Linked DNA regions of Homo sapiens: all the other regions are linked to region 1. Evidence: chromatin loops called from intact Hi-C (ENCODE). Cell type or tissue: mammary epithelial cell. All regions are shown on one strand. Each heading gives the region's core, and the rest is flanking DNA. Links, peaks and the distances in the headings are about the cores only.

The links. Hi-C counts contacts between places; a loop is a spot of excess contacts. Peaks named below come from ENCODE experiments on the same cell type or tissue, not always from the same donor. Only the 100,000 strongest peaks of a DNase experiment are listed, where the experiment ranks them.
Region 2: it touches region 1 in a loop (7-fold over the local background); 5 of 110 quality-filtered maps call a loop at or near these places.
Region 3: it touches region 1 in a loop (9-fold over the local background); 2 of 110 quality-filtered maps call a loop at or near these places.

Annotation. Positions count from the first base shown.
Region 1 is chr1:92,903,214-92,914,319 of GRCh38, forward strand. All of the region lies in intron 1 of DIPK1A (divergent protein kinase domain 1A), which reads right to left. Among named protein-coding and RNA genes, the nearest start is that of DIPK1A, 53 kb to the right of the region's middle. In mammary epithelial cell, for the core only: no CTCF peak of the experiment used is centred there; DNase peaks (open chromatin) are centred at 4,958, 6,288 and 7,098; H3K27ac peaks cover 2,872 bases.
Region 2 is chr1:92,854,947-92,866,052 of GRCh38, forward strand. The region is part of intron 2 of DIPK1A (divergent protein kinase domain 1A); the gene reads right to left. Among named protein-coding and RNA genes, the nearest start is that of SNORA66, 20 kb to the left of the region's middle. In mammary epithelial cell, for the core only: a CTCF peak has its summit at 4,092 (motif pointing right); a DNase peak (open chromatin) is centred at 4,135.
Region 3 is chr1:92,988,069-92,999,174 of GRCh38, forward strand. No RefSeq gene overlaps it. Among named protein-coding and RNA genes, the nearest start is that of DIPK1A, 32 kb to the left of the region's middle. In mammary epithelial cell, for the core only: a CTCF peak has its summit at 6,238 (motif pointing left); no DNase peak of the experiment used is centred there.

The DNA.
Region 1 (11,106 bases), core at 1,908-9,907:
TTTTGTATTTTTTGTAGAAACAGGGTTTTGCCATGTTGACCAGGTGGGTCTTGAACTCCTGGGCTCAAGAAATCCTCCCACCTTGGCCTCCCAAAGTGCTGGGATTACAGGGGTGAACCACTATCCCCAGGCTAATGTTACACTGCTTTCTAAAATGCTTGTAACAATTAGCATTCACTGCATTTTACCTTCTCCAGCATCCAATTCTATAGGCAATTACAGTTTTAGTTTCATTTCCTTGACAGTGGCCTTGACACTTTTGAAAATATGCTCTCTTAATATTAAGTACTAACTCTGGTAAAAGTCCAGTTATACTTAGACCTGTGAGGCACTGATAAGAGCTGGTGAATGACCAACTCAGAACTTCTAAAATGCAGAATTTCAGGAATTTATCTAGGAAATGTATGTCAAAGTGATTATAGGAGGCAGGAGAGCTAGTCAAAATCTAAAGAACCCTCAACATAGGGATGACCTAGGTCAAATTCAGGTATCGTAAGAGCTACCAAGTTTGAATTCTTTGGGCTTGACCTAAAATAATTATAACAGTGAAATCTAAGATAGGCCGTCAGGTTATGTGGGCCCAGGCAATGAGAAATATGGCCTTAAACTGCCCATCTAAGTGTCTCAGAGAACAGAGAAAGGTTGTTACTGTAGCTTTCCTTCTTAGAATGAACATCACCAACACCTATTTAACTATTCTGTTTTCAGTTTGATAGTAAAATGTTGATAGCTGCAGCAGTTTTTAGAAGAGCCTAAAAATCTCTTTGGAATGGTAAAACCCTATTTTGCAAAACATGTAAACCAGATGGCCATTTCTAATTTTGGAATTTCTCAGACAGGTGTTAATCCAAAATTGTCTTCTCATTTCTCTCTTAAATTCCAAAGAAGGCTGAAACCAAAACAAAACTTATAGAAAATGTTTCAGAGACAAATGACAGATCTTTTGATCAAAGCAATTTTTACTTAGAAGGAAACAGCTGACTTACAAAGAAATTGCACTGAGACTATTTCTAAATAAAAGTGTTTTTGCTGTGGCATTGCAGGGAATTGAGGCACCTTCCATACTGGTGGTTACTTACAGCAACACAAGTACCTAGAAAAATAATAGGCTTCACCTTGCCATATGGGAAAATGCTGAAAAATAATTACCCAAAGATCCTCATGAAAATATACTGATAGAATTACCTATGGTGTTTAGGGTAATAGGTATCTGGTAAATTATGTTTTAAGTGAATGTTGCTATAAATCTCTTAAATACACAGCATATACCTATAAGCAAAAGATGGCAATGGAATTTTTCTTAATTTTTTAATTTTTGTCGGTACATTATAGGTGTATATATTTATGAGGTACACGAGATTTTGTACAGGCATGCAATGAATAATAATCAACTGAGGGTAAATGGGGTATCCATCAACTCAAGCATTTATTTTTTCTTTATGTTATGAACATTCCAATTATACCTTTTTAGTTATTTTTAAATGTACAATAAATTACTGTTGACTATAATTACTGTTGTGCTAACAAATACTAGATCTTATTCATTCTAACTATATTTTCATACCCATTAACTATCCCCACTTCCCGTCCACCCCACTACCTTTCCCAGTCTCTAATAGCCATCATTTTACTCTTTACAAGTTCGATTGTTTTAATTTTTAGCTCTCACAAATAAGTGAGAACATGTGAAGTTTGTCTTTCTATGCCTGGTTTATTTCACTTAACATAATGACCTCCAGTTCCATCCATGTTGTTGTAAATGACAGGATCTCATTTTTTTCCTATGGCTGAATAGTACTCCATTGTGTATATGTACCACATTTTCTTTATCTGTTCATCTGCTGATGGACACTTAGGTTGCTTCCAAATCTTAGCTATTGTGAATAGTGCTACAATCTAATGGGAATGCAGAAACCTATTTTATATACTTAATTCCTTTCTTTTGGGTGTATACCTAGCAGTGGGATTGCCAGATCATATGGTAGATCTATTTTTAGTTTTCTGAGGAACAACCATGCCATTCTCTATAATGGCTGTACTAACCTACATTCCCATCAAAAACATACAAGGGTTCCTTTTTATCTACATCCTTGCCAGCATTTGTTATTGCCTGTCTTTTGGATAGAAGCCATTTTAACTAGAGTGAGATACATTTCTCTGATGATCAGCAATGTTAAGTACCTTTTCATATACCTGATTGCCATTTGTATGTTTTCTTCTAAGAAACATTATTCAGATCTTTTGCCCATTTTAAAATCAGATTATTAGATTTTTTCCCTATTAAGTTCCTTATATATCCTGGTTATTAATCCCTTTGTCAGATGGGTAGTTTGCAAATATTTTCTCCCATTCTGTGGGTTGTCTCTTCACTTGGTTGATTGTTTCCATTGGTGTGCAGAAGCTTTTTAACTTGACGTGATTCCATTTGTCCATTTTCACTTTGGTTGCCTGTACTTTAGGGTATTAATCAATAAATCTTTGCCCAGACCAATTTCCTGGAGAATTTCCCCAGTGTTTTCTGGTAGTAGTTTCATAATTTCAGGTATTAGATTTAAGTCTTTAATCCATTTTGATTTGATTTTTGTTTTTGTTGAGAGATAGGGGTCTAGTTTAATTCTTCTGCATAAGGATATCCAGTTTTCTCAGGACCATTTATTGAAGACACTGTCCTTTCCCCAATGTATATTCTTGGCACCTTTGTCAAAAACGAGTTCACTGTAGATGTATATATTTATTTCTGGGTTCTCTATCCTGTTCCCTTGGTCTCTGTGCTTGTTTTTATGTCAGTGCCATGCTGTTTTGGTTATAATAGCTCTGTAGTATAATTCTAAGTCAAGTAATGTCATTCCTTTAGTTTTGTTCTTTTTGCTCAGGATGACTTTGGCTATTCTGGGTCTTCTGTGGTTCCACATAAATTTTAGGATTTTTTTTCTATTTCTGTGAAGGATTTAAAAAATTATACCAAAGAACAAGCTAGCTTGATACTGTTTTAAATGTAAGTTTCTCTTCTTCCACCCACTATTTCCTAACATTACTAGCCATTAATATATGGATAATAGGGCCATATCTGCAAAGAAATATTAAATCAGAGACTAAGTCTTAGACAGATGAGTGTTAGCTAGCATAGAAGCACAAGTTGTTAAGGGCTAGAAGAGGCCTTGAAGATAACATAGTTGGAATAACTTTATAAATGAGGCCCCAAAATGGTTTGGAATTTGTCAACTTATCATCCAACTAGTAAGTTACGTGAACTTGAGTAAGTTATTAAGCTTCTTTGAGTTTTAGTGTCTTCATCAATAAAATGCAGATATAAAATTTAATCATGGACAAAATATATATTTTAAAATTCCTATTTATATAAGTATGATAATGTATATAATATGAATACAATGATACCTACATTGGGGGATATACTCAAAAAATTTCCCAGTAGAGATGCACAGTCAAAAAAGCATGCAGATGAGTGAAAAAAAGGCACAGTATGTGGGGCCTGGTAGTGTTTGTTTCTCCCAGGTAAGTGTAATACCTAGTACTCTTGCTCTTTTCACGATGCCATGGAATTCCGTAGAGAATCTATGGACCTAAAACCAGCCTACCTGTAAATGAAAGGGCTGAGCTACTTGTATGAGAGCCTAAATTACCTCTTATCTTTAAAGATTGTACCTCTGAATTAGAACTGAATCCATTGTGGACCATTATAAACAAGCTCACATTTAACTGCCTCTACTGCACCTATCCTATAAATAAACAAAAGAAGTCAGTGTCTGGGTTCAGTTAGGCTCTTTAAATGTTTAATATTCAAATGAATGACAAAATAATCTAAAATTTCTAATCAATATTTTTAATTGCTGGAGTCTTAAGGTATGATTTAAACAAGTTAATTGGGGAAATAATATAATAAGGAGATGGGAAGATGTTGCCATAGCACAGTCCATAATGCTAAGTAAAAATTTTAAAGTTGAACAAAACAGGGCAACTAAAGTTAATCATCACATGCCACAGGTCCTATATTTTAGAACAGCCCCACTTGAATACTACCAATAAATTATTTTTAAGGTTTAGAGCATCTTTTTGTGTTTTATTCTGCAGTATTGTCTTAAAAATACATTAAAATATTTAAAAAATTGAATCAGATCAGTGGTTGCTTTGGAGAGTGACTGACTGGGAAGGGTCACAAGAGAAATTTCTAGGAAGATGGAAATGTTCTGTGCTTTAATTTTTTTTTAATTAAAAAAAGTTTTTTAGAGACAGGGTCTTGCTCTGTGGCACAGGCTGGAGTACAGTGGCACAATCAAAACTTATTACAACCTTGAACTCCTAGACTCAAGGGATCCCCTCACTTCATCCTCCTGAGTAGCTAAGACTACAGGTGTACCCCGCTATGCCTGGCTTACTTTTTATTTTTTTGTAGAGACAGGGTCTTGCTATGCTGCCCAGGCTTGTCTTGAACTCCCCTGGGCTCAAGTGATTCTCCTGCCTCAGCCTCCCAAAGTGGTGGGATTACAGGCATGAGCCACCATGCGCAGCCTGTTCTGTATCTTAATAGGGATGAGGCTTACACTAATGAATGCATTTGTCAAAGCTGAACAAACTGTACAACTTAAAATCTCAGCATTTCACTTTATGTAAATTCGATCTTGATAAGAAAATTTTAAAAATATATATTTTTTTGAGACAGGGTCTTACTCTAGCACCCAGGCTGGAGTTCAGTGGCATGATCCCAGTTCACTGCAAACTCTGCCTCCCAGGTTCAAATGATCCTCCCACCTCAGTGGATGATAGTGAGGAAGAAATCAAGTAGGAGCCCCAAGTTTCTGGCTTGAGTAACTAGATGGATTCTAGTGCCATTTTCAAAAACACTGAAGGACAAAAACATTGGGGAAGGATGAGTTCAGTTTTGAACATGTTGAGAGTGAAGTGTCTATGAGTCATGCAAGTGATATTTAGCAGGCAGCTGTATGTACAGGTCTATGGCAGGAAAAACAGAGGTCAGAACTGGAGGTAGAGGTTTGGGAATCACAGGGAAAGTAACAAGCCATGGGAGTAGTCGTCATCACCTGAGGAAAAAAATTAGAGTGAGAAAAGGGTTTAGGACTGATCCCTGAGAATCTTCACTATTTAATGGTTGGGTAAAAAAAAGACAAGCTGATAAAAGAGAGCATGGAAGATCAGATAGGGTAGAAGAAAACGAGAATGTTGTAACACAGAAATCATGGAAAGGATTTTGAGAAGAGAGTGGTCAATGGTGTCAAAGGTTGGAGACTGGAAAATATCCATTGGATTTAGTAACATGGAAGTCACTGTTGACCTTGATAAGAGCAACTTCATGGGAGAGAAGCCAGACTGGAGTAGGCTGAAGAGTAGGAGGTGTGATATTAAAGACAACCAGGTAGATACCTCTTAAGACAAGTTAGACTATGAAGGGGAGGACAGACATAGAGCATTAGGAGCCTTGAGGCAGAGGTTTTTTAAAGCCAAGAGAAACTAGCACATGTTTAAATGTTGACAGAAAAGTGAGGTGTTGACAGCTAAATAGCACAAAGGTTCCTGAGAGGTTGGAAGGGAGAGATCCAAAGAGGGGACAAAGGGGCTGGACTTGGACTCAAGGAGAGACACCAACTCCGCTGTCCCTAGAGCAGAAGGAAGAGTGTAAGGATGGATGCACATCTGAGGGTGGGGAGGTGGGACAGCTTCTACCAGATGATTTCTGTTTTCTCTGTCTTTCAGAATTAAGAGAGAGAAACTTAAAGCAGAAAAAGTATTGTAACCTAGATCGATTTTTCCATCTATTAATAATTTTAAATTACAAAACATTTCCAAATTCAGGAAAAAATATCCATATAGAAAATTAGGAAAGTAATATAAAAGGCAGCTCTGTACCCACCACTAAATGTAAACAGATGTCAACAGTTTGCTACACTAAAACTCTTTTCTAAGAGGAAATAAAATGTTATGACTACACCTAAACCCTCTCTCCATAAATTCCCCATCTTTTCCTTCATCTGCAGAGGAGAATACCTGAAATTCAGTATGTCTCATTCTATATATATTTTTGTGTCTTTACTACACAAAATACCAACTTATATAAAACACAAAATGCTATGTGCTTTGTGCTATGAGGCACAAAGATAAAATAAAAGCTGTACATCAAAATGAGGTGCCCAGAAAATACACACAATAAAAGCCAAACGGGTCCAGGCTGGTTCTCCGATGCCTCACCATCCCTGAGTCATATCTGGGGTCAAGAGGAGGGAGGATTTGCAGAGGTTTCTTTGGAGAGATGTACTTGTTCTCCTGTGATCACTCTGGAAAGGAAGGAGTTGGGAGATGCTTCCTGGCCTCAAGCCCAGAAAGAGTGGCTTTCACAGGACAACTCACCAACTCAATATGTATATCCAGGAATTGGGGAAACAGTAGGACTGGACTCTGACATAAGCCCAAGCGAAGATGTTCTGATTATTGGCCCTAGGTGTAGAGCAGAGAGTGTCACTCAGATTTCAACAAGCTGCAACCTAGGCATCCCAAAAGGTAGAACAGAATTTCTCTGTATCTGCTTTTCAATAACAGCAATCATTTTAAGTAACTTGACTACCAGGGTGTAGGGGGGAATAAAAGGACTGCCCAAGTGCTTTAGTTGGAACCTCATTTACAAAACATAAGGAATTAAATGAATAGATTATTTTCAGAGTTTATAAAGTGCTTTGGCATTCTTCACATTAGTATCTTTCCCTTTGTACAGTCTAAAGCAGGAGTCTTTGCCTTCTTTGTACCAAATAAATCACGAGTGGTCAGGCAGCTAAGAGACGGGAAGGGCTCCTTCCATCTAAGAACCTAGGGCAAGCTCTTTGTGTTCAAAGTTCTTGTTGATTCCGAGCAAGTAAAACCTTCAGTTTGGTCAAACATTCTTTCTTCAACACGTGGGTGTTTGGAAAATTTTATCAGTACTTTGCTATTAAAATTCTCACCTAACTACAAATCCTCTATGCCACAGAGAAATTTAAAGGGTTCTTATTTACTCACCATAACAAGTATGATTTATTGTTCATAATTGTTGATCTCTTGAGTCAGAATTCAATGGACTGATCTCTTGAATCACAGTCAGCTGATAACATTCTTTAATTGTACGTTGCCAGGATCCACCCCTAGACCTACTGAATCAGAATCCGTAGGGAGTAAGCCTGAGAACATGCATCTTACAAGCTCTTCAGGTTATTCACATTAAATTTAGGGGGAAAGTGTATAGACAAAAGCTAAATAGGCACCTCTCAGAAATACCTGTCTAGTTTACTAAAATGAGATTGTAGCAAACATCTACCAACAATAGTGCCAGTGACTAGAGTGCATCATTCAAAGGTCCTTTCCATTCCAAGATTCCATTCCTTTATAAATAATTTAATAATAAATAATTATTATTAAAATAAATATGCTATAGTTCTTAAAAATTTGAACCAGTAATTTTACTTAAAATTGCATTTTTTTATTTTGAGATAATGGTGCAATGATATGCAGCTGTAAGAAAGAATACAGAGATCCCTTTGCACAGTTTTCCCCATATTGACATTGATACAATCTACTGATTTTATTCAGACTTCCTGTTTTACTTGTACTCTTGTCAGGGGGGTGTAGGGGATGTATTTATTTTTATACAATTTTATCATGTGTAGGTCTATGTCTCCACTATTACAGTCAAGCACACAACCACTCCATCACTACTAGTATCCCTCATGTTGCCTTTTTATAGCCACATCCACCTCTATTACCTCCCCCATTCCCTGGCAACCGTTAATCAGTTCTCCATCTCTATGATTTCAAGAATGTTAAATAAATGGATTCATACAATATGTAAACTTTGAGACTGGCTTTTTTTCGGCAAGCATAATTCCCTGGAGATTCATTCAAGTTGTTGTATGCTATGGTCTGAGTGTCTGTGGCCCTCTCAAAATTAATGTTAAAACCTAATGTCCATTGTAATTGTATGAGGAAGTGAGTTTTGGGGAGGTGACTAAAACATGGGGGCAGAGCCCTCATTAATTGGATTAATGCTCTTATAACAGAGGCCCCAGAAAGCTGTCTTGTTCCTTCCACCCTGTGGGAACACATCTAGAAGGTACCATTTTATGAGCCAGGAAATGGATTTTCACCAGACATTGAATCTGCAGGTACCTTGTTCTTGAACTTCCCAGCCTCTAAAACTTTGAGAAATAAATTTCTGTTGTTTATATGAGCCGCCCAATTTATGGTACTTTGTTACAGCAGCCTGAAGAGACTAAGACATTACATGTATCAACAGTTCCTTGCATGGTATTGTTAAATAGTATTCTATATTATATACGTACCATAGTTTGTTTAACCTACTGAAGGACATCTGAGCTGATTCCACTTTTGGGGTATTACAAATTAAGCTACTATGCATATTTATATGAAGGTTTTTATGTTAAATTTTCATTTCTCTGGAATAAATGCTCAGGAGTATAATTGCTGGGTCATATGAAAGTTACATGTTTAGGCCAGGCGCAGTGGCTCATGCCTGTAATCCCAGCACTTTGGGAGGCCTAGGCGGGTAGATCACTTGAGGTCAGGAGTTTGAGACCAGCCTGGCCAACATGGTGAAACCTCATCTCTACTAAAAATACACAAAAAATTAGCTGGGTGTGGTGGCAGGTGCCTGTAATCCCAGCTACTTGGGAGGCTAAGGCACAAGAATCACTTGAACCCAGGAGGCAGAGGTTGCAGTGAGCTGAGATTGTGCCACTGCACTCCAGCCTGGGTGACAGAGCAGGACTCCATCTCAAAAAAAAAAAAAAAAAAAAAAAAAAAAGGGTACGTTTAGTTTTTAAAGAAACTGCCAAACTATTTTGCAGAGTAGTTATACCATTTTATACTCTCAACAGCAATGTATGAGTGATCCAGTTTCTCCACATCCTTACCAACATTTGTTGTCATTGGTTTCAATTTGTTTTAATCACAACACTACACATTTTAAAAATAAGGAATGAAATGTATCGATATAAGGATACTTATTAGGAAGAGAAGTGGACTTGTTACGAGAATGTTTAAGTTGCTGCCCCATCCCCAGCACTTACTAACACAGACTAACTTAACACTAAAGTTGTGATAGGTTTGTGGGCGTTAGTTTTTTATATGATTCATAACTTACAAATATTATATTCATAACTTACAAATAACATATATATAATATATATGCCAAACATTAATGTAATTTTAAAAGAAGATCTCTCATTATAGGTCCAAAAAATTCCCTCAGAACTAAAGGGGAAAATGCAGAGAACTAAAGTGTTATATGAATATATAGGTGTAATTTTCAAAATACTATAGAATGTTAGATACCTATAAAAAACATATTAGATCACTTTCAAGACCCACATACCCTCTTATCCAAGGCTTGATGAGTCCAAAGATCTAGAGCTTAGAGTCCAACATTCTCACTCAAATTTTCTCCAAAACCCAAGTGGTTATAAAAAACTAAAAGTCAGAGGCCAGATTTAATAATCTAAAATATGCACTTCTTTTTCCCTGATGGAGCTATACCTAATACATTAGACTACCAGCCACAACATCATGTATCTATATATATAAGCCATAGAGGCCAGGCACAGTGGCTCACGCCTACAATCCCAGCACTTTGGGAGGGCGAGGAAGGAGGATCACTTGAGTCCAGGAGTTTGAGACCAGCCTGTGCAACACAGCAAGACCCTGTCTCTATGAAATAAAAAAAAAAAATTAGCTAGGCATGGTGGCATGCATCTGTATACCCAGGTACTCAGGAAGCTAAGGCAGGAGAATTGCTTAAACCCAGGAGGTCGGGGCTGCAGTGAGCAGCCTGAGTGACAGAGTAAGACCAAGAAAAAGAAAAAGAGAGAAAAAAAAAGATAACAGAGTTAATCAGGCCATTATTTACAGCTATCTTATTCATGCCAAAACATGTTAGCTTCCTTTTTTAAAATCAAGTCACCAAGATGAGGTGTTAGCTTTCTAATTGCAGGATAAAATTCAATATTTAATGACTACAATACTGCAGTTTACACAATTTATTCCCAAGCTACTGATTGCTTCAACCCCAGGTCAGTCACCTAAGTTGACAGCAGCCCTGTATGTTTGCTCTAGTACTTTACAAATTATCATTCTTTTATACCATGATGTGAAAAAAAAAAGGGGAAAATACTGGTCTATTCATTTGTGTACCTAGTTGGAGAACATTTCTGCTTCGAGAAGACAGATTCTCAGTCAATAAATAAAAGATGGCAAAAATATCCATTTTGTCTTTCCTATTATTGGCTCCTTTTGTATTAATTAGGGTGAAAGTAGAGTTCTTTGCATGTTCCATGACACATTCTTTATAAGCAAATTAAATAATCTCTAAAGTTCCTTCTTGCTCCATGAGCTGTAACTGAATTATTTTATTGAACTGACACACAGAGGGCAGCAGTAAGTAATATACTGTATATGATACGTTATGTGCCTGGGGGCCTTAGCCAACTTCTCTGCCGCATAGCTCTCCCTCTAGCAAAGCTTTTTATTTTGGCCCTCTCTGCCTGTCTCCTCTGATCTGTATCTTTCTTTCTCCTCCTGCCAGAGCTTTCTTCCCATTTTGTCAGACTTAGAAAATCAAGAATAGATCAATATTACCATTCTGGAAAAAGGTAAGCTAATCAGCAAGAAGTCCTTAAACCCAATGTGTAAACAAATGGGATGTCTTGCCATACATACTCTGAGGCATTCATTCAATCAAAGCACACAATATTTTGAAGTCAAAGAAAATCAGTGAAATGATTATTAGAATATGCAGAGAATATAATATACATAGACACTCCATCACTGCAATTTCTTTTTCTCAGTTGTCTCTCTCTCTGACATCCAATTTGGGACAGGAAAGGAACTAAGGGTATAGAAAAAGTTAGGAGCAAAAGGCAATGGAGAAGAGAAACAGGTACCTAAAACAGTGCCTGACACATACTAGATTATCAGTAGACATCTGTCAGATGAATTGGATTAACGAGCATTAAAGGAAAGAAAACATTTTAAAAATGTAACAGTGGGGAAAAAAACCCACAGTGTAAAACAATGGCTTGTTCTAGGTTGTCTTTG
Region 2 (11,106 bases), core at 1,049-9,048, 49 kb before region 1:
TCCAAGGAAGTCATATCATATAGACCACATTCTCTGACCACATATAAATAAAAAATAAGTGGAAGAAAAAAAGTCAAGTTGAAGTCCCATAGCTCAAACATGGCCCATTGCAAAAGAAAAGAGAAAAAAAAAGACCAAAAAACTGTACAATTTTTTTAAAAAGTAAAAAGTAAAACAAAAAAACAAACATATGTTTGGAAACTAAAAAGCATATTCCTAAATAATTTGTGGGTTAAAGTAGAAATTACCATGGAAATGCAGAAATATTTAGAAGTGAACAACAATGCAAGTGTATATATCAAAACTTGTGGGAGGCAGCCAAAGCAGTTCTTACAGTGAAAATTATAGCAATTTCCAAATTTAAACGCAATGACGAAAAAACCAAGATACTGAATATAAATAATCGCTCAACTAAAGAGACTTAAAAAAACCAACCAACCAACCAAACAAACAAACAAAAAAAACCCAACAGACCGGCTCAGTGGCTCACAACTGTAATCCCAGCACTTTGGGAGATCAGGGCAGGAGGACTGCTTGAGGCCAGAAGTTTAAGACCAGCCTAGGCAACATAGTGAGACCTCATATCTAAAAATTTTTTTTTTTTTAAATTAGCCAGGCATGGTGGTGTGTGCCTGTAGTCCCAGCTACTCAGGAGGGTGAGGAAGGAGGATCCCTTGAACCCATGAGGTTGAGGCTGCCACGATCATGCCATTGTACTCCAGCCTGGGCAACAAAGTGAGACTCTGTCTCTAAGAAAAAAAAAAGAAAACCCAACAATAATGAAAATAAACTCTCAAAATAAGTAGGAGAAAAGAAATAATAAATGAAGAAATAAATGGAAAAAAAATCAGGCCAGGTGTGGTGGCTCACGTCGATAATCCCCAGCACTTTGGGAGGCTGAGGAGGGTGAATCACTTGAGTCCAGGAGTTCCAGACCAGACTGGACAACATGGCAAAACTTTGTATCTACAAAAAATACAAAAATTAGCCAGGTGTGGATGCACACCTGTGTCCTAGCTACTCGGAAGGCTGAGGTGGGAGGATGGCTTGAGCCCTGGAGGTCAAGGCTGCAGTGAAATGTGATTGTGCCACTGCACTCCAGCCTGAGTGACAGAGTGAGACCCTGTCTCAAAATAAATAAATAAATAAAAATAAAAAGGTAGCTCTTTGAAAACTTTACCAAAAAAGATACACTTTTAGCAAGACTGATTATGAGAAAAAGAGGAGAAACAAACATTATTAGGAAAGAAAAGAGTAGTGGTGGCAAAAAAATAGAAACAATTTATGGTAATACATTTGAAATAAACAATTTTTCTAGAAAAATATACATAATAGAAAGTCATACAGGAACAAACAAAAAAGCTGAATTAGATTAATACATATAAAAATTGAATCAATAACCAAAAATGTTTCCTTCCAAAGAAAGCAGGCCAATAACTCTATAAAAGATTAGTTTATTTACTATTATTTATTATTATTATTATTTTTTGAGACGGAGTTTCCTCTTGTTGCCCAGGCTGGAGTGCAATGGCACGATCTCGGCTCACTGCAACCTCCTCCTCCTGGGATCAAGCGATTCTCCTGCCTCGGCCTCCCAAGTAGCTGGGATTACAGGTGTCCACCACCAAGCCCAGGTAATTTTGTATTTTTAGTAGAGATGGGGTTTCTCCATGTTGGTCAGGCTGGGCTCGAACTTTTGACCTCAGGTTATCCACCCGCCTTGGCCTCCCAAAGTGCTGGGATTACAGGCGTGAACCACTGCGCCAGGTCTTGAGAGATTAGTTTTAAGGAAGGAAAAAAAGAAAAGGAAAAGAAGAGAAAAGACAAGATAAGACAAGATGTGATGCAGGCCAGGGTACAGTCTTGGAAGGACTGCAGCATGCCATCTAGGTGCAGTACTGGGAGATTTGCCATCCAGATGCAGTTTGTGAGAGTGGAAAATGGGTAAGAACGTTAATGCCCCTCAACAGGAGAATGGTTGAATAAAGTGGTATATTCATAGTACGAAATACTATGCAGTCATTAAAATGAAATAAATAGGCCCAGACATATCAACATAATGTGAAATAGAAACAATTTCAGAATGACGTGAGCAGTTTAGTACCATTTATTAAAGTTTAGATATATGCAAACATAAACATAGTATTTATGTACCCCTGCCACATGCAGTGAAAGTAGAAAAACATCATGGCAAAAACTCATACCAAATTCAAGATGGTGATTCCTCTAAAGAGGGAGGAAGGAGAATATCAGGCAGGATAAGAGAGCTTCAACTATACCTGTAATGTTTTACTTCTTTTTAAAAATGAAGCAAATATGGCAAAAGGTTAAGATTTGTTAAGAAGGTGGTAGCTACACAGCGTTTGTCATATTGTTTTTTTTTTTTTTTTCTGAGATGGAGTTTCGCTTTTGTCACCCAGGCTGGAGTGCAGTGGCGTGGTCTTGGCTTACTGCAAACTCCACCTCCCCAGTTCAAGTGATTCTCCTGCCTCAGTCTCCCGAATAGCTAGGATTATAGGAACCTGCCATCACGCCCAGCTAATTTTTGTATTTTTAGTAGAGATGGGGTTTCACCATGTTAGCTAGGCTGGTCTGGAACTCCTGACCTCAGGCGATCTGCCTGCCTTGGCCTCCCAAAGTGCTTGGGATTACAGGAGTGAGCCACCGTGCCCGGCTGTCATATTGTTTTTTATATGCCAATACTGTTCTATGAGATTTGCATGTATATATCTTAAATTCTCAAAATCTCCCTATGGAATAGGTATTACCATTATCTCCATTTTATTGATAAAGAAACTGAGGCAAGAGAGGTTAAGAAGAGGGTAAGAAATTTACAGAGAGCAGGTTAATGGCAGAGTTGGAACCTGAGCCCAGATAGTCTGCCTCCAGAGCCTGTTCTTTTAACCACTAAAGTAACAGAACCAGGATTATTTATGTTGGAGAGGAGCATGCAGAGCAGGTTTAGCACCGACTGTGTCAGATACCCCTCCCGAGTGCACCCACTAAAGGTGTCTCTGGTCATTCCCTCCATACAAGCAACTCACAACAGGGCTAGGACTTTCATCCTTATTTCCTGAGGACTTTGTACAATGCCTGACGCATAATCAAATACAGATAAAAAAGCACTTGCCAAATGGATGAATGAAGTGTATGCTGGGTTTTTATCCGGAAGTAGGGCCCTCTGTCATGAACAATTCATGGGATCGGACTTAAAGAGTGATATCCTTCCACTGTCCTGATCTTGGGCTCCTGAATCTTAAGAAACACTTCATCTTAACTCTGTTCAATGTCAGGATTTAAACATGACTCTTTCCACAACCATCTTTCAATAATCATCTTGGGAGTTTATATTTCTTTCCTGACACTATTTTCTTCCTCCCTTCTTTCTGTATATTCTGAAATCTAACATTATTTGTGTCCAAGTTATCTTCCCTTGTGGAAAGCTGGATGATTTGAAGGCAGATACTTGGTTACATTCATCTTCAAACCTCCCCTCCTCTCTAGCACACAGCACAGTTTGGTATTTAAGTGTTCCGTAAATGTTTATTAAATAACCAACATAAATAGTGGCTTTGGCTTTAAAATCTCATTGAGGATTAAAGTGCATACTTTTCTATAATATTTAATACTTTTTTTTTTTAAAGCACAAACCAGGTAGCTCATTAGTAAACTTATTGGGAAGCAGTAAAGACTAGTCTGGCATTCAGCTACAAGACAAATTCTAGTTCTAAGAAAAAATCTCAAGCCAACCCTTCATCAAAGAGGCAGTTACAATGAGCAGGCTCTTCCACTTGTGGCTTACATCAAAAACCAAAAGCAAATTTCCCACATGCTTGTATAGAAAGGATGGTTGGCCACGTACTGTTTTGTTTTGTTTTGTTGTTTTTCAGGCACAGCCACAGACACAAACTGTAATTACTGTCAGTAAAACGATATTCTAAATAAAAAGACACAGAAATTATAGAGAATGTTTCACTTTACCATAGGATGATCAGCGAAAACATCAAAGGTTTTTCCTGTCCTAAGATTGTTCTTTACTCCGGTGATTCTCCTAAATGCCTCTCTTGCCTGCACATACCTCATCAAACCAGGAGATGGCACTCTTTAGTCTTATTTGACGAAACCCACCCGAGTTGAATGAATAATTTCATCAACTATGGAAACTATACCACAAGGGGGCAATAACAATGAACAGATGTATACTACCAGGTTTTAAGTAATTTTCTAAGATGTGTGTTCTAAAAATGTATTTCAGACAAACTCATCAATTTTTCCTAAGGAAAAAAAATAGCTGAGTTGGGTTAACAATGCCTGAAAATCTTCCACGTCTCTCGTCAACACCCTCTCCCGTTCCCCGTATCAACGATACTAAATCTTCACCATTTTCTAGACTTGCACTTCATGTTCGCGTTCTCATCCTCTCTCTCTCTCAGCCATTAAAAGTGCTCAAATCTCTCTCCCCCCTGCCCGCAACACACACATCCTCTCCACTCTTTCCTTCCTTCGGTTATAATAGAGTCTGCAATTTATTTTAGAATTCCTCAGCACACACAGTTTAATATATGTGTGTAAGTTATAGTCCAGATGTCTCTCATATCCAAATCAGGAATGCACAGGTGCTTGGCTAGAGCTGTAATCAGGAAGCCAATGCTCGAGGCAGCTACTCCAAGCGCTTCTATATTCCTTATCTCCTTACTTTGATCAAGATTGGTCAATTTCTGAGACTTGTTAATTAGGAAATCTGGCTTTTATTGGTGAAATTTGTCATTTTCTCGAGACAGGGTCTCACTCTGTCGCCCAGGCTGGAAGTGCAGTGGCATGATCACAGCTCACTGCAGCCTTGACCTCCTGGGCTCAAGCAATCCTCCCACCTCAGCTTCCTAAGTAGCTAGGATTATAGGTGCATGCCACCACCCTGGCTAATTTTTTATTTTTAGTAGAGATGGTGTGTCAATTTGTTGCCAAGGCTGGTCTCAAGCTACTGGCCTCAGGCAATCTGCCTGCCTTGGTCTCCCAAAGTGCTGAGATTACAGGCATAAGCCACTGCACCCGGCCTGTGGTTTGTTAAATAGCATGATAAATGGATGGATAAATATTACAAATGAATGATAACTGGTAAAATTAAAGGTATCTAAGATATGTGTTGTGGATTGGCTGAAATATGAGATATTCCATACCTTTTAATGAAGAGGTTTTAAGAACTAGTTGAGGCTATAATCTTTACCTTTAGGGAGGTACCTGGAGCTAACAGTTTTACAGTTAGAGGTTCTCAAACTTTAGAGAGCTTCAGATTGCACGGAGGGCTGATGAAAACACAGTTTGCTGGACCTGTCTCAGAGTTTCTGGACTCAGTAGGTCTTGGATTAGGCTGAAAATATGCATTAATTTTAAGTGCCCACGCTGGCCTAAGAGACCACGTACTGAGAATTATTGGTTCAGAATTTCTAGTGGCCTGATGCTAATTATAAGGAAACACAAGCCTGCCTTTGAAGTATCATTGGTTTTGTCTTGACTAAATCTTTCATGCAAGTTGATAGAGCACTTAAAAAGGCAGACTTGGGGGCCGGACACAGTGGCTCACACCTATAATCCCAGTACTTTGGGAGGCCAAGGCAGGTGGATAACCTGAGGTCAGGAGTTCGAGACCAGCCTGGCCAACTTGGTGAAACCCAATTTCTACTAAAAAAAAAAAAAAAAAAATGGTGGTGTGCACCTTAGTCCCAGCTACTGGGGTGGCTGAGACAGGAGAATTGCTTGAACCCAGGAGGAGGAGGTTGTAGTGGGCCAAGATTGTACCACTGCACTCCAGCGTGGGCGACAGAGCAAGACTGCATCTCAAAAAAAAGAAAAAAAAAGGCAGGGTTAGAACTTTAATAAGTTTACAGGCAGATTATATGAAATGTTTCATGATTGCTTGAAAATAAATATATTTATTGCAAATAAAATGTTTTATGACTGAATAAATGTCTACATGTCTAGCAGAAATTGCTTTCATTACAACCTAGTAATAAGGTTGCATGGGGGTACTTAATCCTCACTTACATCAAACATCGGTGGATTCAGTTCCTTCTCTCCCTCCTTCCCAATCTCTATGTCTTTTATTTTTTTTCTTGACTTATTACAGTGACTAGGATATTCAGTAATATGTGGAATAGAAATGACAACGTATATCCTTGCTTTGATCCTAATATCAGTGATTATATATTCAGACTTTCACCATTACATAAGATGTTGGCTGTGGGTTTTTCATAAATGTCTTTTATCAGGTTAAGAAAGTTCCCTCCTATTCTTAGTTTGCTAAGAATTGATTGAATTTTGCCAAATGCATCTATTCAGATAATCATATATTAATAGCTTTTCTATTCTCTCTCTCTCTTTTTTTTTTTTTTTTTTTTTTTGAGACAGGGTCTCACTCTGTCACCCAGGCTGGAGTGCAATGGCGTGATCTCGGCTCACTGCAACCTCTGCCTCCTGGGTTCCGGCAATTCTTGTGCCTCAGCCTCCCGGGTAGCTGGGATTGCAGGCAAGAACAACCAGGCATGGCCAAATTTTGTATTTCTAGTAGAGACGGGTTTTTGTCATGTTGCCCAGGCTGGTCTCTAACTCTTGGCCTCAAGTGATCCACCCACCTTGGCCTCCCAATGTGCTGGGATTACAGGCGTGAGCTGCTGCGCTCAGCCAATACTCATAACAGTTTTAACAATGATCTCTGACTTGCAAATTTTAGTCCTTATATTATTTAACCTCCTTCAGCATTTGTCCTGGTTGACCACACTGTTTTAAAACTCTTTCCTATGGCTTCTCTCTTCATATTTTCCTCCTCCTTCTCTAGCAACTCTTTTCAATCTTTTTTGAGACAGGGTCTCACTCTGCCGCCCAGTCTGGAGTGCAGTGGCGTTATGCCTCACTGTAGCCTCGACCTCCCTGGGCTCGGGTGATCCTCCCACCTCGGCCTCCCAAGTAGCTGGGACTATAGGCACGCACTACCACACCCGGCTAAGTTTTGTATTTTTTGTAGAGACGAGGTTTCGCCATATTGCTCAGGCTGATCTTGCACTCTTGAGCTCAAGTGAACCACCTGTCTGGCAACTCTTTATGAGTGTTCTTTATGGAATTCTCTTCCTTTCTCACCATCTTAAGTATTAGTGTTTTCCAGGGTTTTGTTCCATTTTCCTTGTGTTCTCTGTATACCATCATCAGTGACATTCCCACAGCTCTGAGGAATCCTGGCTCTATCCCAGCCTAGGCCTTTTTCGTGAATTAAATATCCAAGTGCTCCCTGAACATCTCTTGCCTCGATTTGGATAACCTAAAAGCAATTCACACTCAATCTATCAAAGACTGAACCCATCACACCCTTCCCTCCTCTGTCCCAAGGTTGTCCTCCTTCATGGCCTGCCTCAGTGGAAGGTGCCATCAACCACCTAGGCACCGAGGGAGGAAGCAGTGAGTTGTCCTAAATTTCTTGTTCTTCCCAATTTCCCCAAACTCAACTGGTCACCAATTGCTGGCAATCAAATTATTTCCTTCATATCCTTTGAGGCTGTTTCATCCCTTCCATTCCCATTGTCAATGCCATAGTTTAAACCCTCGTCACTTGTGCCTGGATTATTACAACTGCCATAAAACAGATCCCCCTGCTTGTGCTGTCTCCTGTCTAATCCACCCTCTCCACTACAAGTAGCAAAATTTTTCTAAAACATAAATCGGATCAGTCACTTCCCTGCTTAAAAACTTCTACTGACTCTCTACTGCTCTGAAGGTAAAAGGCGAACTCCTTACCATGAGATACAAGGTCTGTTATGAGTTTGACCCTGCTTCCTTCACCTCTGCAAACTGCCGTTCATCTTCTCTGCTCTAGCTATGCTATGCCTGGAATGTAGCATTATTTCTCATGTTTGTAGCTTTGCACATGCCTCCTTCTGTCTGCAATGCTCATTCATCAAAATTCAGCTCAGATGTAACCTTTTCCAGAAAGCCTTCTGGGACCTTCTTCATTAGGGTTGCCGAGCAAAATACTGCTTAGGATACACTTATGCTGAAAAATTATTGTTGTTTATTGGCAATATTTGGGATATACTTATACTCAAGGTAGTCCTAGTTTATTTTAAATTCAAATGTAACTGAGCATCCTTATTTTTATTTGCTACATCTAGCAACCCTAATCCCAGTCTCACTTATGTGCTCCTCCTTTTTATTTTTCCATATCCCCTACTAGTCTGTAAGCATCTTCAGGGCAGGGATACCTCTCATCTCTGTATCCCCAGGCTCAAGCACAGTGCAGTAAGCAGACAATAAATATTTAACTGAAATCAAATGTTTTATTGCTGGCTTGTCTTTTCTAAGTTGGCTTTAACCCTTAGTCTCTTTCTTGCTTCACAGGAATGAGCTAATCCTAACAGTGATACTGCCTGTCCCAGGATTACAAGAAATATCACAAAATATAAGAGAGTGTAGCATAAGACATGAAGGCCACCAGAAGTGCTACTATGATTTAAGATTGGCCGGGCAGTGGTGGCTCATGCCTACAATCCCAGCACTTTGGGAGGCTGAGGTGGGGGAAATCAATTGAAGCTAAGAGTTCAAGACTAGGCTGGGCAACATAGAAAGACCCCTGTCTCTACCAAAAAAAAAAAAAAAAAACCCACAAAAATTAAAATAAAATAGAGATTTCCTTAGAATAGGGTTTATGTGTGTTAAGATTTCAAATAAATCTGTTTAATAGATTTTTTATAAGTTCATAAAGACTTAAGTTGGTATAAAGGGAAAAGGGCTATACTTTTCTTAAAAGGAAAAAAGCTTGTACTTTAAAACAGTGTGTTCCGGCCAGGTGCAGTGGCTCACACCTATAATCTCAGCACTTTGGGAGGCCGAGGAGAGGCTCACTTAAGGTCGGTCAGGAGTTCAAGATCAGCCTAGTCAACATGGTGAAACCCCGTCTCTACTAAAAATACAAAAAAATTAGCCGGGTGTGGTGGCCCATGCCTGTAATCCCAGCTACTCAGGAGGCTGAGGCAGGAGAATCTCTTGAACCCGGGAGGTGAAGGTTGCAGTGAGCTGAGATGCGCCACTGCACTCCAGCATGGGTGACACAGCGAGACTCCATCTCAAAAAAACCAAAAAACAAAAACAAAAAAACAACAAAAAAACCCAGTATGTTCCAAGTAGGACTGGTTCAGTATATTTAAAAAACACAGGATAATGGCAGAAAAGAAACTTTTCAAGTTAAATAATAATTGATCCTAAGCAAAGGCAAAGCTAAATGAAATACAGTTAGCTATATATCACTATCTAATTGAAAACATGGTTCCAAATATCTTAAATTTAGTATATCTTATGTTAGTTGCTTTAAGCAATAAACCATTACCCAACAAATCAAATTTCATAAGAGACTGTAATAACATTTAGAGGCCCTTTTATTTTGTAATACTTCCATTTAAAGGATGTGCTCATATAATGGCCACAAAGGTTTGCTAGAGTAATGTAGTGAGTAATTCCTCATTATTACCCAGGTAGAAACTTAGAACTTGCTTGCATAGAGGAATATGTCAGAAGAGATCAATATTAAACAATATGGTCCTGAGAAATGTATAGAAGGGAAATATTCTTCTCTGCTTCTTTTTTTCCCTTTATGAAAGAACCCAACAAACAAAATATGCTATGTCAAGAGAATCTTACCTACAAATCTTACTTACAAAGTCAAACTGTAAAATTTCTTTATGGGTAGACACCAAATAGGATTTGCTGAAATAATGAATAAATTAGTGATTTCTATAATCAGAGAAAATGTAAAAAAAAAATGATATAACAAGGCCGGGTACAGTGGCACACACCTATAATCCTAGCACTCGGGAAGGCCAAGGTGGGCAGATTACCTGAGATCAGGGGATTGAGACCAGCCTGGCCAACATGGCAAAATCCTGTCTCTACTAAAAATACAAAAAAATTAGCTGGGCATACTGGTGTGTGTCTGTAATCCCAGCTACTCAGGAGGCTGAGGCAAGAGAATTGCTTGAACCCAGGAGGCAGAGGTTGCAATGAGCTGAGATTGCGCCACTGCACTCCAGCCTGGGCTACAGAGTGAGACTCCGTCTCAAAAAAAAAAAAAAAAAAAAAGATATAACATACTATATAGCCAAGAACATTGACTTACACCTGTAATCCCAGCTACTCAGGATATCTAGGTGGGAGGATCGCTTAAGGGCAGGAGTTGGAGATCAGCCTGGGCAACACAGTGATAACCCATCTCTAATAAAAATTTTAAAAATTAGCTGGGCATGGTAGCTCATGCCTGTAGTCTCAGCTACTTGAGAGGCTGAGGTGGGAGGATCCCTGGATCCCAGGAATTCAAGGCTGCAGTGAGCTATGATCCTGCCACTACACTCCAGCCTGGGTGGCAGAGAGGGATCCTGTCTCCAAACAAAACAAAAAAAGCAACCCCTCCTCCACCATATTATATAATTAGCTTGATGGAAAAAGAAAAAAGCACAAGTGAAAAAAAAAATGGATTTTTCCAAGCACATCTAATTAGGGTTAGTTGTTGCTCTCATTTTTAGACAGTTCTCATTGCCTACAACTTTCATAAGTTAACATTGGCTTTTCTGGGTGTACCATTCCCACTCCATTTCCCTTCTTGGAGTTTTAAAAGCCTATTATCCATCTCACTAGAGTCAAGCCCTAAATAATGGATGATGACAGTGGAAAGTTTCATATTTTTACTAAAACTGAAAACAGTAAACTTGAATTCAAATTGCAAACTAATGTACAGTGTGCAAAATTAATCTCAGTTCTGGTTCCTACCTTATAGCATTACCCTAAATCTTTTAACAAACATTATCCATTGGTTAGAGAAAACATCTCAGGAAAATAATATTAATATTCTATAGTGATTTCCAATGTTGAAACGATATACTTGATTAATAGATTAATATGCACTGTACATAATTTATACGAAATGCATATATAATTTGTTCAACATTCTGTTTGTTTTTAGAATTTACTACAAAAAGACAAAAGAGAAAAATATATTAATTTATAGTCAATTAAAAGCCCCAACCAAGGCTGTGGTTCAGTGGCTACTAATACATAGTTCTGGGAATTCTCTGG
Region 3 (11,106 bases), core at 2,009-10,008, 85 kb after region 1:
TTATCAATAGTAGGTAGAAAGTACTTAGTCTTTTACCATTAAGTATGATGTTAGCTGTAGGTTTTTCATAAAGGCCATTGTCAAGTTAAGGAAGTTCCCTTCTAATCTTTCTCTGTAGAGAAGATTTATCATCAATGGATGCTGGATTTTGTTGAATGATTTTCCTGCATCTATTGAGATGATCATATGCTTTTTCTTTTTCAGCTTGTTAATGTGATAAATTACATTGATTTTCAAATGTTAAACCAATTTTGCATTCCTGGGTTAAACTGTATTTGGCTATGATGTACTGTCCTTTTTATATATTATTGCATTTAATTTGCTAAAAATATTTTTAGAATTTTTGCAACCATATTTATGAGGGATATTTGTCTATAGTTTTCTTATAATGTCTTTGTCTGGTTTTTGGTATCAGGATAATACTGGCCTTATAGAATTATTTGGGGGAAAATTCTCTACTTTTCAATTTTCTGGTAAAATTTGTATAGAATTGATATTGTTTCTTCCTTCTACATTATTTAGAATTTACCAGTTAAGCAACTTGGACTTTTCTTTGTGGGAAGATTTTTTAAAACAAATTCAATTCTTTAATAGATATAAGGCTATTCAGGTTACTTATTTCTTCTTGAGTGAATTTTAATAGTTTCTGTCACTCAAAAAATTTATCCATTTCATCTATGCTGTTAAATTGATATGTAAAAAGTTTCTTATAATATTTCCATATTATTATTTTAATAACTATAGAAACTTTAGTGATGTTACCACTCACATTCTTGATATTGATAATTCATATATTCTTTCTTTTTTCCTGACAAGTCTGGCTAGAGATTTATCACTTTTATTATCTTCTCAAAGAACCAGCTTTTGGTTTCATTAATTTTTTCCTACTGTTTTTGCCTTTTCTTTTTTATTTATTTGTATCTCATATTTATTATTTCTTTTCTTCTGCTCACCCTTAGTTGAATTTGCTCTTCTTCTTCCAGTTTCTTAATTTTTTTTTTTTTTTTTTTTTAGAGACAGAGACTCACTATGTTGCCCAGGCTGGCCTCGAACTGGGCTCAAGCAATCCTCCTGCCTCAGCCTCCTGAGTAGCTAGGACTATAGGAGCACACCACTGTGCCTTGTTCTTAAATTAGTTTCTTAAGTTTCAAAAGAATTTTGCTTGTTTTTGTTGTTGCTGGCAGAAGAGTAAATCTAGTTCCCAAATCCCATCGTGCCTGGAAATGAAATAGGATTAAGTTCATAATCATGTCTTCATCAAACTATTTTTGATCACTGAGCCCAGATCTTTCTTTTCATATTTGTTAGGCCTACAGATTCCAAATCTGCTAGAGACAGGGCCTTGCTATGTTGCCTAGGCTGGAGTGCAGTGACACGATTATTGCTCACTGTGGTTTTGAACTCCTGGGCTCAAGTGATCCTCCTGTCTTGGCCTCAGAGTGCTAGGATTTCTGGCATGAGCCACTGTACCTGACCTGGTTTTCATTTGTTCATTTGAGCAAAATTGGAAAAAAATGGATAGTTCTTTCTGAGTGAAACACCTATCCTTTTTATATTCTATGCCCTTACTTTATGTCTTAATCCATTAGTGTTGCTAAAACAAAACACCTGAGACTAGGTAACTTATAAACAACAGAAGTTTATTTCTCACAGTCTGGAGACTAGGAAGTCCAAGATCCCAGCAGGTTCGGTGTCTGATGAGGGCCCGGTCTTCCCTCCCAAGACAGTGATTTGTTGAGGCATCCTCTGGAGAGGAGAAACACTGTGTCCTCACATAGAGGAAGGGATAGAAGGGGCAAAAAGAGGCAAACTTTCTCCATCAAGCCCTTTATAAGGGCACCCAATCTTATTCATGAGGGTGAAGCTGTCATGACTCAATCACCTTTTATAGGCCACGCCTCCTAATATTGTTGCATTGGGGATTAAGTTTCAATATGAATTTTGGAGAGGACAAAACATTCGAATTATAGCATTTTGTACTTTGTGAGCTTAGAGCTCAACACATTTTTTAAAAAGAAATAATCACTGCTAGCATTTTTAGCAGTAAAAGCATGACTGGCAATCTAAGGGAAGAAAATATTAAAAAAAAAAAAGCTCACAAGATGCGGTGACTCACGCCTGTAATCCCAACAGTTTGGGAGAGTGAGGCAGCAGGATCACTTGAGTTCAGGAGCTGGAGACCAGCCTGGGTAACATGGTGAGACCCCGTCTCTACAAAAAATTTAAAAATTAACAGAGTGAGGTGGTGTGCACCTGTAGTCCCAGCTACTCAGAAGTCTGAGGTGCGAGGATCCTTTGAGGTTATAGTGAGCTGTGTTCTTGCCACTGCACTCACTCCAGGCTGGGTGACAGAATGAGACCCTATCTCAGAAGCAAAACAAAACTCAAGGATAACTGGGCATGGTGGCTCACACCTGTAATCCCAACACTTTGGGAAGGAAAGGTGGGAGGATAGCTCAGGCTAGGAGTTTAAGAGCAGCCTGGGCAACATAGCAAAACTCTGTCTCTATTAAAAAAGAAAAAAACCTCACTGATCTAATCATGCCCCAGGGTTTATCCACGTGTGCTTAAGAGAAGGAGTAAGTGATAGCCTTCATGGCTCAGGAGGATCACAGGTAATGTCAGCTGCCATGTGACTGAGCCATCCTGGAAGCAGATGCACCTTGCTAATGTATTCCTGGATTCTGACCTTTGGAAACTGTGTGAAATAAATGTTGCTTTAAGCTGCTAATTTTGGGATAATTTGTAATGCAGCAATAAATAATACAGATTCACAATGAAATAGGAGTTTCTAGGATTTGAGATAAATAGTAGCAGGTTTCTAGAACTCAGAAGGCACCAGGGTAAATTTCTTTGCCATATTGTGTACAAAGCACTCAGAACACTGTTGACAAAACAGTACTCACAGGTTGAGAGAGTCCAGGGACCATCTGGGACCAATGCCCCAGCAATGCAGATTTATGTGGTAAATGGTTTCAGGGAAGTGGTTCTGTGTTTCCTGAGAAGTACCGGATGTTTTTTATGGTGATAAGAGAGACAGAAGGAGTTTAGAGAGTTCAAGAGAGGAAAGGTAAGAATGCCAGGGCTCAGAAATTGGAGAGCTATTTTATAGAGTAATGAAAAGAGGAGTTTTCTTTATTTTTACCCTGTTAATTTAACACTAATGCATTCAGAAACTTTAGAAAATATAGGTAGGCAAAAAGAAGAAAATTAAATTCACCGTATGGAAATAATCGCTGTTGCCAGGCTTAGTGGCTCACACCTATAATCCCAGCACTTTTCTTTGGGAGGCCAAGGCAAGAGGATAGATTGAGTCCAGGAGTTTAAAACCAGCCTGGGCAACATAGTGAAATCCCATCTCTACAAATAAATAAATAAAAATAAAAAGAGGCTGAGTGTGGTGCCAAAGTGGAAGATCACTTGAGCCCAGGAGTTCAAGACCAGCCTGGGAAACATAGTGAGACTTCATCTCTATAAAAAGAAAAATAAATTTTAAAAAAGAAATAATCACGCTAGCATTTTTATCATGTTACTCTGACAAATAAATAAATGAATATAGACAGACTGACCCACCCATAAAGTCAGTATTTCAGTTGCCCCTTTAGAAGGCCATTTTGGCATTCTGTGAGCCTGGCTGCATCTGGATGGTGTGGCATGTAATATGACCAATGGAACCCATGGTCATGGGTCCATTCCTGTACCTCTGCTTCAAAGCAGGTCACTTGGCCAGATGTTATGCTGTGTGGGATTCCATGCCTGTGGATCAAGCATTCTATAAGCCCCTAGATAGCAGTCCTGGCTGAGGCTCTGTGGGTAGGAAAGGCAAACCCATACCTGGAATAGGCATTATCCTTGTGAAAGTGAACCACTAACCCTTTCAGAATAGGAGAGTTCTAATATCCAGGATGTTTTCCTTGAGAAATAATATGTTGAAGACTTAGTGATGGTCTCTGTTGCCGACAAGTTGAACATTCAGAGATAACTAGATTGGCTTTGCTCTGAGTCCATGCTGTTGGGCTCATATGTGGTCTCCACCTCTGCCATATGGTCACCCCACTCATGTGCCCATTATCTCAGCTCTGGGATTGCCAGTGATGCAGTCTGACTAATATCAATTGGCAGAGCCATTGTGTCTGCTTGGTTGTTAAATGTCTGGTGGATACTTTCTGGTAGACATGTGATACAACAGTCTTCATACTTTGTGCCTACTCTCACATGTCCATCCACTTCCTCTACCCAGATTTCCTTTGTCTCTGGTCTTCCAGTCCTCTGCATTCCAGGCCTTTAACCAGACAGCCAAGCCATTGGCCACAACCCAGGAATTTATATGTAGGCCATTTTTCCTTCCACCAAAGCAGATTCCCAGCTCTGTCCTTGGGGAAGATTTTTCCTTTCCACTGTCATTAAGGAACACCTCTGAATGTGGCGATAATGCAGTCACCACTCATTTTTAGTATGCACTTGAGACGACCTATCTATAAACGAATCTTGGGCTTTTCCTTCCACTTTAACTCATCATAAGAGACCTTTCACAAGGCCATTGGTATAAGCCATGGGAGAGGAACTAGTGCAACTGTAATAGGTGACACGAGGGCCTGAGCTATTTGCCCATAGAGCTGGCTTGTACCTTCCGGTCCTACTTGGACTTGATTCTGGATATATCTGGATATACCATTTTCATCAACCGATGGATTGCTACTGGGCCCATCTAACTTTTTAACTTGATGTTATGGACAGAACCCTGATTACAATGGGAATAAGTTCTGAATGCATGGGTCATTTGATGTTCAATAGTCAAACATTCTGCCTCTACCAGAGTAACTTGCCTTCTGCAACTCGACAAGACAACAACTTGACAAGAACTGTTTTTCAAAGGGTATGTAATTTTCTGCTGTGGGTGGCATGACCTTTCTCCAGAATCCCAGGGGTCAGCCTTGTGATTCTCTCACTGGAGTTCTCCATAAGCCCCTCACTGCATCTTTTGCCACCACTGATACCTCCAACACCATAGGGCCTGCTGGATCATGTGACCTGAGTAGGGGTCTGCTTATACCACAGTCTGGACCTGATGGAGTGCCCTTTGTTTCTTCAAGCCCCCTCAAAGCTGTCAGCCTTCCATGTCACCCAGTATATGGGCAGGTGCAATATTCCTAAGTATGGGATATGTTGCATCAGAATCTAAAGAGACTTCCAGGCTCTGTGCTTTCTTCTTTGGGTTAAGGTGGAAGACGCCACAACTTGTCTTTTACTTTGGAGAGGTTATTCCAGCAAGTCTCTCACCACTGGACTCCTAAAAACCACACTGAAGTAGCTGGGCCCTGAAACTTCATGGAGTGTATTGACCAATTCTGGAATCCACATATCTTACCAAGGCATCCAGCCACCTCTACCTGACCACGGGATACCTCATATGAAGTGAGTTGCCCATTTTAACTGGGACTTGTCTGAGACACCAAACCATAAATTTGGAAAGCCCAGAGCAGTTCATCATTAAGCAGAATTGGCATACATAAGCTCAGGTTTAAGCAGCTTCTGAAGACTCTAATTAGTTAAGCAGGTGACCCTCACTCACAGTATGCCTATGCTTTTCACACTCAGCCCACAACTGTATCCTAACGGGAAGTTCCCTGTGATCAGTTGAGAAAGGAAGAAGGGATTCAAGCCTGGATAACAGATGACTCTCCATGGTGTGGTGTTACCAGTCAAAATTGAACCACAACAGCTGTCCAACTTAGATGTCTGAAAGACAATAAAGAATGTAAATCCTCCCACTGAGCATAACTTTGATCACTGCATGTCATGGTCCATTTGCTGAAAAAGGTGGACTGAGATGCAGATCTATGCACTTTCAAGGGCAGGGGCTAAGTGTAAGGTCACATGTTCAAAAACTTGGAAGAAAGAACAGAACACCAAGGGATTGGTAGCTGGAGATTTAGGGGAAATGTATGTGAATGAATATCTCGGAATGATCCCAGAGTGTAAGAATATTTGTGTCTCATGTGAATGACAGTCAAATAGCCTTTGCGGTTGAGACGTTCTGAATAACCAGTGGACAAGATTACCCATTTTATGACTCTCATATTTTTTCCCCAAACACTTCTGTACTTGCACAATTATTTATGGACTTAATATGGGCCTCACCTCAGCAAAGCTAATCTAGCTACTGCCATTGCTTGAATGCCAGCCTGACCTTGAGCCCTCAATTCACTGCTATACTCAGCAAGAAAAGACTGCCACCTGGTGGCAGATTGATTACATTGTCCTCTTCTTTGACTAAGGAAGAGCAATTTGGTCATTTATTCTTATTGGAATAGAAATTCATTCTGGGTAATCTGCCTTTCTTACCCGCCATACATCTGAGAGAAATATGATCTATAGATTTACTTACTGCTTCATTCACCATCATGGTATACCATAAAACATCGTTTCTGATTAAGGAGCTTATTTTATAGTAAAAGGTGTGAAGCTGCTGGGCGCGGTGGCTCACACCTGTAATCCCAACACTTTGAGAGGCCGAGGTGGATGGATCACCTCAGGTTGGAAGTTTGAGAATAAAGCTATTCATATGTCTATTGGATTCACTGGTCTTAACATGTATCTCATCCCCCCAAATTCTATGCAGAGATGCTATTCAAGGTAATCTACTCAAAATTTAGGTCCCCAGAAAGAATCAGGGCCCAGCTCCTGGGAAATGGGATGGCATGAATGAGGTGGGAAAGCAGGACCTTGGCTTCTAACCGGGACTCAGGGTGCCCTCTGTAGAATAGAAGGATGGAAAAGCTATGAGACCCAGTAAGAAGGAATGCAAAAGGGGATCTGGCTTCTTTTCACCAGGACATTGTGTTCAGGCTGGCATTGTAGCATTTAGGGTTGCTCTCAGCTGGTGAGCAGCTAAGCCAGTTTTGTCATATCTCAGTTTCCTAACATGCCTTTTTAATGCAGGTCTTTGTGCCTTTTCTTACACTGTTTTTTATATGCCCTTCTCCATTTATCTGATCACTACTAACGCCACAGCATCTCCAGAAAGTCTTCCTTTACTGGCCACATTAGCCCACAGTAACCTCTTCCTGAACCATATCACTTTCTGTCTGCATCATTTGTTTGGCATTTATCATTTATTTTTCAATGATAAGTGGACATATCATGTCTTCCCAAGTAGATTCACAGGAGCAATTTCGTAGACCTCATAGTATGAGCACAGTAACCATCACAGTTATGGAGAAATGCATACTGACTGATTGATTGATATAACCAAGCACAATGAGGAGTAAGTGCCATAGGCATTCATGGAGGGAACTATCATAAGACAGTGCATAGCGGGCACTCAATAATCATTTGAGTGACTAAGTGAATGATCAAATTGAGGAATGGGTTGACATGACTGGGAGGTCACATAAAGGAGAGAGGACCTTACTTTTGCTTGAGGAATGGAGAAGATGTGTTTAGAGGAAAGGCATAAGAGGCGAGGGAGTGGGTATAGCCTCTCCCTTCTCAACAGTCTACTGCTGTGCTCCCGTCTCCTAGAATGTCTCCGGCCCTCTCCCTGCCCCACCATAATATTGCTTAATAAGGAAGTAAGATTACTGGGCAAACAAGCCACTGCTGCATAGGCAGGAAAGTAAACTTTGTTTCTGATGTGACCATGTAATCTTTCCTACCTTTAATCTCCAGTACCATGCCAAAGCAAAATACTTTGGTGAGTGGTGCTCAAACCCAGGATTTAGTTTTAAGCCTGTCCTAGTGCACAGGCTCAAATTGAGCAAATGTGTCTTCTGCCATCCATGTGGAGCGTTTTGACTCCTTCCTTAGCCCTGTGGTATTCTGGGAGGTTAGGCTCGCTGCTTAGAGAATTATGTTGTGGATTAAAACCAGACCAGGTGGAAGGGAAGCCTGTGACAAACAAAAGCCATGACCTTCTCTGAGGTAATTATAGATAAACTCAGATTTTGCATAATTTCTTGGCTCTGCTGTATCAGGAGCTTGCTAAAGTCTTGTGTTTTTTACTTAGTCATTTCTTCTGTCCCAGGGATGGGGGTTGGGAGAAGCTTTGGGATTGCTGTGGAAGGAAGAAGGTGCAAGTCTCAGACACTCTGGAAGGGTCGGGGTAAGTACAAGGATATTAGCAAGTTTAGCCTGGTGACTTCTAGATCCTCTGCCTGGAATGAGATCTTTGCATAGGCGAACTGGAGGACTCTAGGCTGTCAAGGCCAGTCACAAGCCACAGGTGCCTATTTTATAGCACGTACTTCCCTGCTTTCCCCAGGTGCCCATCATCCAGCAGATTTGTCTATAGATCATGGTATTATCTCCATTGCTTCTGAATCATTGAGTGTTTTTCCTGAGTCAGGATGCATTTATGAGGGCCACTTAATTTCTTTACTGTCAGTCACTTAATCATTTTTATTATTTATTACTAAACCTTTGCCTGAGTTTTTCTTCACTTCCTGGGTTTGTTTTTGTTTGTTTGTTTTTGAGACGGAGTCTCGCTCTGTCCCCCAGGCTGGAGTGCAATGGCGTGATCTTGGCTCACTGCAACATCCACCTCCCGGGTTCAAGCGATTCTCCTGCCTTGCCCACCGAGTAGCTGGGATTACAGGCGCACGCCACCATGCCCAGCTAATTTTTGTACTTTTAGTAGAGACTGGGTTTCACCACGTTGGCCAGGCTGGTCTCAAACTCCTGACCTCAAGTGATCTGCCTGCCTCGGCCTCCCAAAGTTCTGGGATTACAGGTGTGTGCCACAGCTCCTGGCCAAAATAGTTTTTCTTAACTACATTTATTCTGATTAATTATCTATATTTTTTCTGCCATCGGCCTTATTGAAAAAAAAATACTTTTTTAGAGGCATATAATGCCAACATATTTTCCTTTTTGGAATTCTTTTTGCTCTATTAAAGAGGTTTTTAATAAATTAATTTCATCAGGCAGTTTTAATTCTGTTTACTATTCATAAGCATGGGAACTGATTAATATTCGGGGTTTCCCTTTTTCTATCCAAGTCCCTTTCTAACCATTAGGTCATGACAGTTTGCCAAGCAAAAAATCAAAAGGGCTACTGCAAAACACATTACTACTGAGATTTGCCTGAAATGTTTGAATAGTGTTAAATGGTGCCATGGACACTGCAGATACCACTGCTTTTCTTATGATTCTTAATTTTAGGATTAAGACATCATGCGACTCATCTATTGCCAGGAACTTTAGTTATTAGGTTCCCATAAACCCAGAGAATCCTATTTCTCTTCTTGGTGATATATAAAACAGAACTTTAGGTGCCCACAAAACCATGGCTTCTTCACTCACTTTTCCCCTACAAAATGAGTTCAAAAGAAAGGCGAATGCAAAGTATATATTCTGCCAGGCATTATGCCATTTATTTTATATATGAAGTCTCACATAATCCTCACAATAATCTCATTGTGCATATTTGACAAATGAGAAAATTGAGGCTTGGAGTAGTTAGTAACTTAACCAAAATCACACAACTGGCAAGTTGGCAGGGTGAGATCCAAACATAGACCTGCCTAACTTCAAGGTCTGGGCTATTCTACTAGATACAGCACTCAGAAAAAGACAAGGGTTCCTTATGTCAGCTGGGCAAGAAGTGATCAGTAAATATTTTATCCAGGTGCCCATAAAAATTAGAGGCCAATGCAAAGGAAGGAATTACAAATTATAAACAAGATCAATAGAAATTAGGGAGATACAGATTTCACAGGTCATGGCAGAAACTAGGTGAGCTCTGGGGGTGGGAGGTGGCGTTTGTAACAGGCTAGGGAGGAGCATGTGGGCAGAGAATGAGGTCCTGTCAGGACATAGTCAGAGAACTGTCTGTTCATCCCATCCTGCTGCCTTTAAATGGGTGTGGCCTGCCTGTGCAACACCTTCCAAAGAAGTGTATGAACATCTCCCAGGTATCAGTTTCTGTGAGATTAATCCTGCTACCCTACTCAATCTTGCTACCCCAGATCTCCCTCCTCTCACTCTGTCCACCTTGACCAGTACTGAGCCCCTTTGTCCTGATGACCCATTTGGACACACTTCTCTGGTTTAGACTGGCTCTCGATTTTGGCCACAGTTGTAGAATTTGCCTTCCACTCTATAGCCTCCAGGCCTGCAAAGAGATAGCCCTGCTTCTGGGTCTGCCTTCCATTTGCCTAAAGGAGTCAGGCCAATCTCCCCGCATGGAAAAGGGGTCTGACCCAGGTCTGACCAGGTATATGAGAGTCAGGTCAGAAGTCAGGCAAATAAGTGAGAGCTGGAAAAGCCATGTTATCAAAGCAAGAAATTAAGCGAATGAACAGTCAGGAATGACCATGGAACCCCCAGTACTGTGAGTGACCCAAGGAAAAGTTTTTGAGGAATTATATGGACTTTGGAACCCTGTAACTTGACTGTTAAAGATGAACAGGAATTAGTTTTCACAAATTGGTTTTAATAAAACTTATTTTCATACATCTTGGCTGATTTGCTTTGTGGTGGGAGGAGTTAATGTCAGTGTACTAAGTTGTCCATAGAGAGATTTTCTGAGGTTGCTGGTGGAAGTTTAAAGCAAATAAAAGAAAATGTACCCAAACCCTGTCTGTGTGAGCATCTCTGACACAAGACATATGGAGTGAGCTGTGTTGTATGTAACTGGCCAGTTACGTACATGGCACCTATAAGTCCTGGAGAGCCATACAGCCAGGGGATGAAGCCAGGCAAAATGACTCTAGCTTTGGTCCAAAATTTGATCCCAACTCTCTTTTGGTCTCCTGCTCCGCTGAGCTGTGCTGGAAATCATAGAAACTACAGAAGTCTCCTTTATCTTTCTGCTCTAATAGGAGAGCCAGGCCCAAGCTTTTCCCTCTAGGTCTCCCCTTTGCTGGACCTCACCCCTGTCATCAGCCCCTTCCCTGACCGTCATCTGACTCCCAGGCCTTCCAAGGGCAAAGGAGCCATGGCAACCTGCAGGCCATCTCGCCACACAGCTGCCTACGGTGTCAAGAGAGAGCAGTGTGAGGCTACCCAAAAGGGAGCTGAGAGCCAGAGGGTGAGTCCCTTTGCTTCTCCCATAAACAGATGTCTAAATGACATGGAGATGCCCAACAAGTCTAGTGGGATGGG